Regions from separate parts of the Homo sapiens genome. Here region 2 is linked to region 1. The links are chromatin contacts, found by Hi-C or POLR2A ChIA-PET in ENCODE. All regions are on one chromosome and are shown on one strand. Each heading gives the region's core, a stretch centred on a gene start or an enhancer-like site at or near the end of the contact. The rest is flanking DNA. Distances are from core to core; before and after follow the strand shown.

Region 1 (5,493 bases), core at 1,517-4,016:
GGGCACTGCCAAACCAGTGACTCAGCCCCTCACATCCGGGGCATGGCCTGGGCCCTAAAGGGCATCTGCAGCTTGCCTGAGAGGAGGGCAGGAGGTGAGCCTGAGGTCACGGCTCTGGAAAGGAAGTGGGGTGAGGCCCTCAGATTCCCGGGCCTGCAGTCCCCAGCCATTGCTCACACACCTCAAAGCCCCGGCGAGGCAGGGCTTCTAAGCCTCTGAGCCTCTTCTTAGCAGAGACCAAGATGCTTGAGAGCCATTGGCTCTTGGAGGCTTTCTGCTTCTTTTCTGAGATGGAGTCTTGCTCTGTTGCCCAGGCTGGAGTGCAGCTGCGCGATCTCGGCTCACTGCAACCTCTGCCTCCCGGGTTCAAGCGATTCTCCTGCTTCAGCCTCCCGAGTAGCTGGGATTACAGGCAACCACCACCACGCCTGGCTAATTTTTTGTATTTTTAGTAGAAACAGGGTTTCACCATGTTGGCCAGACTGGTCTCCAACTCCTGACCTCAGGTGATCCGCCTGCCTTGGCCTCCCAAAATGCTGGGATTACAGGCGTGAGCCACCGCGCCCGGCCGATTTTTGAGACAGGGTCTCACTCTGCCATCCAGGCTGGGGTGCAGTGGCATGATCTGGCTCACTGCGGCCTCAACCTCCTGGGCTCTAGTGATCCTCCCACCTCAGCCTCTTGAGTAGCTGGAAGGACTACAGGTGCACCACCACGCCGGCTAATTCTTTATAGAGATGTAGGTCTCACTATGTTGCCTAGGCTCATCTCAAACTCCTGGACTGAAGTGATCCGCCTGCCTCCACCTCCCAAAGTGCTGGATTCCAGGCGTGAGCCAGCGTGCCCAGTGGCTTTTCTGCTTTTTTCACTGATAAAAAATGTTTGATTTGCACGTTTTGTCACAGGTCTTATCTTACAATCAGTGACACGGGCTTTAGACACTACTGACATTTTTAGCTCATTTCTCAAACTGCAGTTACCCTCTGGCTGGCGGGCGTGGGGGCCACACGCGCCCCCCCAGCGTCCCCACCTTGGGCCCCCCGCCTCCAGCCGAACCCAGGCTCCATCTGCACCGGCGCAGGCAGGGGTGCAGCGGGCACTGGCGAGTGCCGCGGGGACGACCCACGGCAGTGGGGCCCTTGGGGCCCAGGGGAGCACCAGGAAGGGCGGGTTCCAGTCAGACGTGGCCTGTGTAGGGCCAGTCAGACCGGTCGGGACATGAGTTCAGGCAACCCGGCCCCGATTTGGGGAGAACTGGGTGCTCCTGGGGACCCAAAACTTGAGAGGCCGGCGACGGAAGTCCACTGCGCAGGCGCCGGAAGTCCCGCCCACCTCCCTGCCTGCCACTTGAGTGGCGCCTATGGCGCATGCGCAAACAAGGCAGGAACCGGCCGTGGAAATATTATTGCCCAGAAGCCCACGCGCTCCGGGGTTTCCCGAAAGACCCGGTTCGGATGTGACCAATACTCGGCTTGGGGTTCTCCAGCTCTGAATGGCGGGTCTGAAAAGGCCTGGCCTGGGGGGCGGGGCCTCGTGGCGGGGGCGGGATCTCATCCCCTACGGGGTGGGGTCTCGCTGAGGGGGCGGGGCCTGCGGCCTGGTGCTTCCTCGGGCGCACGCCGGGTCGGTGAGCAGAGTCTGCGGCGGAGCTGGGCTCCCGGCCCTCCCCAGGCCCAGGCTGCCTCAGTTGCCCCACCATCTTGCCAGGGCCCCGTAAGGACCCCTCCAGCAGCGCCCCTGTCACCCGCACACCTCTCCCTATTGCTCTTCTGAGTGACACTCGCCCGAGGCCCCACAGAGGGGCCAAGCCAGACCCTATGCGCAGGGCTGCTCCTCCAGCCTGTTTTGCCCACGCGAGCTCCCGCACCAGCGGCACCGTCCCCTCTGGGCTCAGCACTCTGCAGGCCCTGGGGCTCTGCCTAGAGCAGGTGCGGTCTGGCCAGTCCAGCGGAGAGAGGAGCTGAAGGAGGCCAGGATGTCCAGGGCCAGGTGCGGGGCCAGAGCTGGTCACAGCGTGGCAGCGGAGGCCCTCGAAGCCCTGGTCCCCTGCCTCACGGTGACCAGCAAGCCCGAGGGCTCCACAGGCAGAAGGCGGACCCAGGAGGGCAGGGAAGCCCCGGGTGAGGAAGCGGAGAGGCCCGGGCCTGCGCGCTGGAGTGCCAGGGGCCACCCTGTCCGGGCAGGTGCGGTCCTCAGGGCCGCCTCCACCCCGCACTGGGCTGCCAGCCTGTCCTTCGCGCACTCCCACCGGACCCGTCCGTCCACCGGCCTCGGCCTTCTGATCCGCTCCGCCCGCCCCGCTCTTGCCCCTTAGAGTCACAGCGATCTATCTGAGCTACGGCACCGGGCACAGGCGGAGCTGGAGGACTCGGGGCCTTCCCATGGGGCGGGGGGCCGGGGACGGGGGAAGGCACCGGTGGGCCCTGGAACCAGCTCCCCTGGGATCCTCCGCGCAGGTCCCCTCCCTCTCACTCCAGAGTCCTGAGGCCTCCTACTGTGAGGGAGGAGAACAGCCGGATTCTCCTCCTGAATCTGGGGGGGCGGGGGCTTGACCAGGACCCAGGATCAGCCTGGAGAGAACTGGGGGCGACGCGGGGGTCCTGCCCCCCACGCAGTCCGCGGGCGAGAGCGACGCCGGGAGCGGACCGAGGGGCGGCCGGGAGGCTGGCCCCGCCCCGCGGACCCCGCGCGGGTCCCCAGACGGGGGGTGGCGCTGCGGGCGCGGGCGGGCGCCGCGCGCACTGCGGTCCCCGCGCCTCCGCCGCAGAGCGCGCCACGCTCCGCACGCACCTGCCGCCGTCGCCGCCGTGCCGAAACCCGCGCCCCGCGCCCCACGCCCGCGCCCGCGCCCCTCGGTGCCGCCCGGGCCCCGCCATCGCCTGAGGTCGCTGCGGCCGCCGCCGGAGCCGCCGGAGCCCCCCGAGCTGCCGGGCCGAGGCGCGGGCGCCGCGTCCGGGCCTGCCTTTGAGACAACCTCTGCGGCGGCGGCGCGCGGCCGGGACGCCAGGCTGGGGCAGGTGAGCGCAGGGGGCGGGGGCCGGGGGCGGACTCAGCGCCCCTCCCCACGCGACGGGGGTCGGCCCTCGGGAAGGTGCGTCTGGCCTTGGAGGCGGGGACCGGGGAGGGGGTTGGGTTCTGAGGCCCGCGGAGGTCGGGATCCCACGGCTGAGGTCAGGGTCAGAGGTCGGGCGCCCGGTCCTTTGTGCAGGGCGAGGGCTAGGGTGGGGGTGGCCGGGGCACTGCCCTCATGCCGTCTCTCACCTGCAGCTCAGGCCTGGCCCAGGCCTCGCCTCTGCTCCTGCCGCGGAGCCTGCCGCCCCGGTCCTCCTGCAGCCAGCGCTTCGGCTAGCTGCCTTCCCTGGGCGCCCTGTCCTGGAGCCATGGGGCCCACCCAGCCCCTGCCTGCCCCGATGTCCCGGCCCGCGGCCTGCTGACCTCGGCTGCAGGGGGAGCCCCCCCCGCGCCCCCTCGCCAGCCTCAGCAGCCAGAGACCCTGGGTGAGACCCTGGGCCAGACCCCCAGCCCAGGGCAGCCTCCCACCCCTCCCTGCCCCCGCCTGCCTCCCCCTCCCCCACCCCTTCCTCCTCCTCCCAGGACTGGACCAGAGAAGCCACTGTGGCCACTGGGGGGGGCCCTGCACCCCCAACTCTCGCCGGCTGTCCCTAGGAGTCCACGGGCCGTCCGGGGCCCCCCCCAGGCCTGGCGGGACCAGGATGCTGCCCTGTCACCTGCCCCCCAGCCCCACACAACGCCCCCACCCACCCGAACATCCAGTCTGACTGGAGACAGCCGGATGCCCTCTGACCCCGGGCCCGAGGCGGGCAGTGGCTGGCCGGGCCTCCTCATGTCCTGCCTGAAGGGTCCCCATGTCATCCTCAAGATGGAGGCCATGAAGATTGTCCACCCTGAAAAGTTCCCTGAGCTACCGGCTGCCCCCTGCTTCCCGCCTGCTCCCCGGCCCACCCCAACTCTGGCACCCAAGCGTGCCTGGCCCTCAGACACAGAGATCATTGTCAACCAGGCCTGTGGGGGGGACATGCCTGCCTTGGAAGGGGCACCCCATACCCCGCCACTGCCACGGCGGCCCCGTAAGGGAAGCTCGGAGCTGGGCTTTCCCCGCGTGGCCCCAGAGGATGAGGTCATTGTGAATCAGTACGTGATTCGGCCTGGCCCCTCGGCCTCGGCGGCTTCTTCGGCGGCGGCAGGCGAGCCCCTGGAGTGCCCCACCTGTGGGCACTCCTACAATGTCACCCAGCGGAGGCCCCGCGTGCTGTCCTGCCTGCACTCTGTGTGTGAGCAGTGCCTGCAGATTCTCTACGAGTCCTGCCCCAAGTACAAGTTCATCTCCTGCCCCACCTGCCGCCGTGAGACTGTGCTCTTCACCGACTACGGCCTGGCCGCGCTGGCTGTCAACACGTCCATCCTGAGCCGCCTGCCGCCTGAGGCGCTGACGGCCCCATCCGGGGGTCAGTGGGGGGCTGAGCCCGAGGGCAGCTGCTACCAGACCTTCCGGCAGTACTGTGGGGCCGCGTGCACCTGCCACGTGCGGAACCCACTGTCCGCCTGCTCCATCATGTAGTAGCGCCTGCCTGCCCGCCACTGCCCGCTGAGCCTCGCTCGCTGCTTCTTCAGGGACCCGGCCCTGCCCTGCCGCCCGCTGACCCTTCCTTCCCCACCATGGCTTCCGGCCCCACCCCGAGTGGCATTGTCGCTGCAGCCAACTTTGCCATTAAAACTCTTTGCCAAAGTTTGCACCTGTTCCTGGACTGAAGCTTGCTCCTGTGGGCTGTGCTCAGGCCTGGGCCTAGGGTGGGCACCCAGGGCTGCAACCCAGAGAGGGCCCAGCTTGGAGCTGCCAGAGAGAGGCCCAGCGCTGCTCGGGTTGGGCCTGCCCTGCGCACTGGGGGCCAGGCTGGGCTGTGCATGCAGCTCAGGAGGGCCGGGTGGGCTGTGTCGGTGCAAACCCCCACACGTACAGAGTGGGCTGCTTGTGTGCGCCTGGCAGGACTACCTGGTGGGTGTGCAGAGACACCCCAGCTGGGCAGAGAGGACATTTTCAATGGTGTGGGGGTGCCTGTGTGGGGGACAACTCAGTTGATTTCCCTCCTGGTGCCCATCTGGACCTGAGCACCCACCTGGGTCTTCCAGGGTTGTGTGGGAGTAGCCTTTGGGCATGTGCAGGAGTTAGGGACAAAGACTGGCTGAAATGGTGGTAGGGGAATAAGGACCCAGCGCCTCCTGTCTGGCACCTGGACCACTTGGGTGGGAGGAAGAGCCCGCCCCAGGCTGGGTGCGGTGTCTCACGCCTGTAATCCCAGCACTTTGGGAGGCCAAGGCGGATGGATCACCTGAGGTCAGGAGTTCAAAACCAGGCTGGCCAACGTGGTGAAACCTCTTCTCTACTAAAAATACAAAAAAAATTATCCAGGTGTGGTGGTGCATGTCTGTAATCCCAGCTATTCAGGAGGGTGAGGCAAAAGAATTGCTTGAACT
Region 2 (5,098 bases), core at 331-2,830, 100 kb before region 1:
AGTTGTTTTTACTCATCATATGAGTGTATATTAGTTGTTTTTACTCATCATATGAGTGTATATTAGTTGTTTTTACTCATCATATGGGTGTTTATTCGTTGTTTTTACTCATCATATGAGTGTATATTAGTTGTTTTTACTCATCATATGGGTGTTTATTCGTTGTTTTTACTCATCATGTGGGTGTTTATTTGTTGTTTTTACTCATCATGTGGGTGTATATTTGTTGTTTTTACTCATCATATGGGAGTATATTAATTGTTTTACTCATCATATTGGTGTATATTAGTTGTTTTTACTCATCATGTCGGTGTTTATTCGTTGTTTTTACTCATCATATGGGTGTATATTAGTTGTTTTTACTCATCATATGGGAGTATGTTAGTTGTTTTTACTCATCATGTGGGTGTTTATTCGTTGTTTTTACTCATCATATGGGAGTATATTAGTTGTTTTACTCATCATATGGGTGTATATTAGTTGTTTTTACTCATCATATAGGAGTATATTAGTTGTTTTACTCAGCATATGGGAGTATATTAGTTGTTTTTACTCATCATGTGGGTGTTTATTCATTGTTTTTATTCATCATGTGGGAGTATATTCGTTGTTTTTACTCATCATATGGGTGTATATTAGTTGTTTTTACTCATCATGTGGGTGTATATTTGTTGTTTTTACTCATCCTATGGGAGTATATTAGTTGTTTTTACTCATCATGTGGGTGTATATTTGTTGTTTTTACTCATCATATGAGTGTATATCAGTTTTTTACTCATCATATAGGTATATATTGGTTGTTTTTACTCATCATATGGGTGTATATTTGTTATTACCACGAAGTAACTACTTTCTGTTTCCCTTTTTTTCTTTCTTTTTGTGGTAAAACATACATAACACGAAATTGACCATTTTAACCATTTTTAAGTGTACAATTCAGTGGCATTAGCACATTCACTGTATCACATATCCATCACCACCACCCCTTTCCAGAACTGGGTATCATCCCAAAGACTCCATACTGGCCGGGCGCGGTGGCTCACACCTGTAATCCCAGCACTTTGGGAGGCCGACGCGGGCGGATCACAAGGTCAGGAGGTCGAGACCATCCTGGCTAACATAGTGAAACCCTGTCTCTATTAGAAATACAAAATATCAGCGGGCCGTGGTGGAGGGCGCCTATAGTCCCAGCTACTCAGGAGGCTGAGGCAGGAGAATGGCGTGAACCCGGGAGGCAGAACTTGCAGTGAGCCAAGATCGTGCCACTGCACTCCAGCCTGGGCGACAGAGCAAGACTCTGTCTCAAAAAAAAAAAAAAAAGACTCCGTACCAATAGTTATCTCCCCTCCCCTCCTTCTAGCCCTGGTGGCCACTGTTCCACTTTCTGCCTCTATGAATTGACCTGTCCTAGGTACCTCGTAGACGTGGAATCATATAGTATCTGCCCATTTGTATCTGGCATCTTTCACTCGGCGTGTCGTAAGGGTTTATTCACGACGTAGCCTGTGTCGGAACGTCCTTCCTTTTTTTTTTTGAATGTGGCTGCTACGAACACTGATGTATGAGGATGTGCTTGAGTTCCTGCTTTCAGTTCTTTTGCATATACAGCTAAAGGTGAAACTGCTGAATCCTCTACTGACTCTGTGTTTAACTTCTTGAGGAACCTTCACACTGTTTTCCACGGCGGCCACACCATTTACCTTCCCGCCAGTGACGCATGAGAGTTCAGTTTATCCACATCCCACCAACATTTATTTCCCTTTTTTTTTATAAAGGCCACCCTAATGGATGTGATGTCTCACTGTGGTTTTTATTTGCATGTCGCTCATGACGAATAATGTAGAGCATCTTTTCATGTGCTTATTGGCCACGCGTATATCTTTGAAGAAGTGTCTATTTAAGTCCTTTGCCAACTGTTTTTTTTCTTTTTGAGATAAGGTCTCACTTTGTTACCCAGGCTGGAGTGCAGTGACACGATCACAGCTCACAGCAGCCTCAGCCTCCCAGGCTCAGGCCATCCTCCCGCCTCAGCCTCCCAAAGTATTGGGATTACAGGCGTAAGGCACCGTGCCCTGCCCTTCAATTTTTAAACTGGATTATTTGCTTTTCTGTTGTTGAATTATAGGGTTCCTCCTATACTCTGGATATCAACCCCTCGTCAGATACGTGATTTGCAAATACCGACGTCTCCACCCTGAGGTGTTTTATTCCTCCAGAGTGTCCTACGTGTACATTTCACTGTAATGAGGGTCCAGTCGCTCCAGTGTTTCTTTTGCTGCCTTTGCTGCGGTGTCATATCGAAGAAATCCTGGCCAAATACAGCGCCAGGAAGTGTTCCCCTGTGTCTTCTTCTAAGAGTCTTTTTTTTTTTTTTTTTGAGACAGGTTCTCACTTTGTAGCCCAGGCTGGAGTCTGATGGCGCAAACACGGCCCACTGCAGCCTTGACCTCCCGGCTCAGGTGATCATCCCACGTCGACTTCCTAAGTAGCTGGGACTACAGGCACGCCTGGCTAGTTTTTTTATTTATTGCAGAGATGGGGTTTTGCTCTGTTGCCCAGGCTGGTCTAGGACTCCTGGACTCAAGCAATCTACCCATCGCAGCCTCCCAAAGTGCTGGGATTACAGGCACGAGCCGCCTTGCCCAGCCTCTTCTAAGAGTTTTATAGTATTAGCTCTGATGTTTTTGAGTTGGTCTTGCACTCTTAAAGATAACTAACGATTTGGCCGGGTGCGGTGGCTCACACCTGTAATCCCAGCACTTTAGCAAGCCAAGGCAGACAGATCACCTGAGGTCAGGAGTTTGAGACCAGCCTGGCCACCATGGAGAAACCCCGTCTCTACTAAAAATACAAAAATTAGCTGGGTGTGCTGGTGCATGCCTGTAGTCCCAGCTACTTGGGAGGCTGAGGCATGAGAATCGCTTGAACTCGGGAGGCAGAGCTTGCAGTGAGCCGAGATTGTGCCACTGCACTCCAGCCTGGGCGACACAGTGAGACTCCATCTCAAAAAAAAAAAAGTTAACTGATGATTTTAAGGAACCATTCTGAATGCATGGAAAGGTGTCCCGTGTCCTCCTCCGCACCTGTTCCCTGGCTGGCATGTTGCCCCCCTGTGGTGTGGGAGCCCTGCTGGCTCCTGAGTCCTTGGATGTGACACTTGGCTCTTCACTGTTGCTTTCTGCAGCATCTAGACGCTCCGGCCTCGTTGTCTGCATTTCTACCTTAGATCTGGAATCAGTCATTTCTCCAAAAAGCTCGGGCTCCTTTTAGTGTAAAATGTATGTAGAAACCAGTTTTGGGTACAGGGCACTCCCGGCGATGGGATTGGGTCTTGTCTCTAGGCCTTTGCAGTGGACTGTGTGGAAATACACTTTTAAAAATATATATAACATACATCAGAAATTCATACTGAAGCTTTCTATTCAGATCTGGAGTTTTCTTGTAAGCTTAATATGCTTAATTTTGGCCAGGCGCGGTGACTCACACCTGTAATCCCAGCACTTTGGGAGGCCGAGGCGGGCAGATCACGAGGTCAGGAGATCGAGACCATCCTGGCTAACACGGTGAAACCCCGTCTCTACTAAAAATACAAAAAATTAGCCAGGCACGGTGGCTGGCGCCTGTAGTCCTAGCTACTTGGGAGGCTGAGGCAGGAGAATGGCATGAACCCAGGAGGCGGAGCTTGCAGTGAGCCAAGACAGCGCCACTGCACTCCGGCCTGGGCGAAAGAGCGAGACTCCGTCTAAAAAACAAAAAAAATCCTTAATTTTAATTTTGTATCTCCTTTGTCAGCTGAAAACTCTCATACTCACAAAATCAGCAAAATGATCCATCTGTTTTATGCCACAGTTCATACAAAGCTTTGGGAAGAGCCACGTCGACACTGTCACCCAGAGCATCGTCATTGCAGGGTTTTCTTCATTTTTGATGTGTAGTTGGCTCCCTATGAGCTAGGGGCAAGTTACTGTGTTTTCAAATCTCTACAGAGTCTCTTGGAATACTTCTGTGTATGTTTTATGTATTTCATTTTCTTCTGCTTTTGAGGGATGGCTTTTTAAATTCAATTTTGTTTCTAATTATGAAAAAAAAATGTTTGCGTGGTGCCAAGATTAAATCTATACAATGAGGCGACACCCAGGACCCGGCAGAGGGCTCCTCACCACCCAAGACCCCAGGCAGAGGCCACCCTGGAGGACAAAAGGGGCCTGGGGCAGGGCCACGATCCGGGGAGCTAGGGGGTGGCGAGCAGAGGTGGCCCAGTCCAGGAGCACGGAGCTGCCCCCTTTATGTGCTGGTCGCACCTCCCACACAGGTTGCCAGGCAGGAGGGGAGGATCATTCTGACGTCGGGGCAGCCATTCCACAAGGTGAGTGTCCCAAAGATAAGCTCAGTGGGCCTGAGCCCCATCTTCCCAAGCCCCCAGCCCCTCGGCCACCCCCACCTCAGGGTCAGCTTGCCGTGGGGCCGACCCCCAGCGCCTCTGCCGTACCCCTGGTGGGCCGAGAGAAGGCTCCTGCCCCATGCTGGCGGAGGCGGGCTGGGCCTGGGCAGGTGCTGGGCTCTGCACTGCCCCTCAGTAGCCGAGCCGTGTCTTTGCAGCTCCGGGCCCAGGTCGGGGCTGGGCGCTGCCTCTCGGTCGACTGCTCCCTGAAGGCCCAGCAGCAGGCCAAGGCTGTGCTCAAGCATTTCAACGTGCGTGTCACCCACGCAGACATCTTCAGCCGCTGCCAGGTGGGTCCTGCGCACCCCGTCCTACCTGGGGCTGGCACAAGATCTGGAGCTACGGGGGTGTCCAGGGAGGTGGGCCCCACCCTAGACAGTGGTGGGTCTGGGGTGGGGTGTCGGCAGAGCATCCCTCGTGGTCCAGGGTGAGGTGTCGGCAGAGCATCCCTCGTGGGTCCGGGGTGAGGTGTCGGCAGATCATCCCTCGTGGGTCCGGGGTGAGGTGTCGGCAGATCATCCCTCGTGGGTCCGGGGTGGGGTGTCGGCAGATCATCCCTCGTGGGTCCGGGGTGGGGTGTCGGCAGAGCATCCCTCGTGGGTCCGGGGTGGGGTGTCGGCAGAGCATCCCTCGTGGGTCCGGGGTGGGGTGTCGGCA

Evidence for each region. Hi-C counts contacts between places; a loop is a spot of excess contacts on that map. ChIA-PET counts read pairs that join two places held with the same protein, here RNA polymerase II (POLR2A). Pooled maps may share reads with other maps.
Region 2: a pooled map shows a loop between it and region 1 (2.7-fold over the local background). The contact joins the enhancer-like site here to the promoter of RNF208 in region 1. A Hi-C loop is called at or near these places in 2 of 50 pooled maps. POLR2A ChIA-PET finds 5 or more read pairs at or near these places in 2 of 52 experiments (HEK293 and endothelial cell of umbilical vein).

The regions. Positions count from the first base shown.
Region 1 is chr9:137,219,513-137,225,005 of GRCh38, reverse strand. It overlaps RNF208 (ring finger protein 208), which reads left to right and starts at 2,766. Exons shown (of 2, transcript NM_031297.7): 1 at 2,766-3,017; 2 at 3,268-4,747. The coding sequence starts at 3,794. The coding sequence ends at 4,579. RefSeq lists silencers at 1,514-1,863, 2,174-2,223, 3,164-3,213.
Region 2 is chr9:137,323,358-137,328,455 of GRCh38, reverse strand. It overlaps EXD3 (exonuclease 3'-5' domain containing 3), which reads left to right. Exons shown (of 22, transcript NM_017820.5): 18 at 4,313-4,366; 19 at 4,600-4,731. Among named protein-coding and RNA genes, the nearest start is that of NRARP, 24 kb to the right of the region's middle. Within about 2 kb of position 1,580, at least 3 of the 41 ENCODE cell types and tissues checked have a DNase peak (open chromatin) inside an H3K27ac peak, as active enhancers do.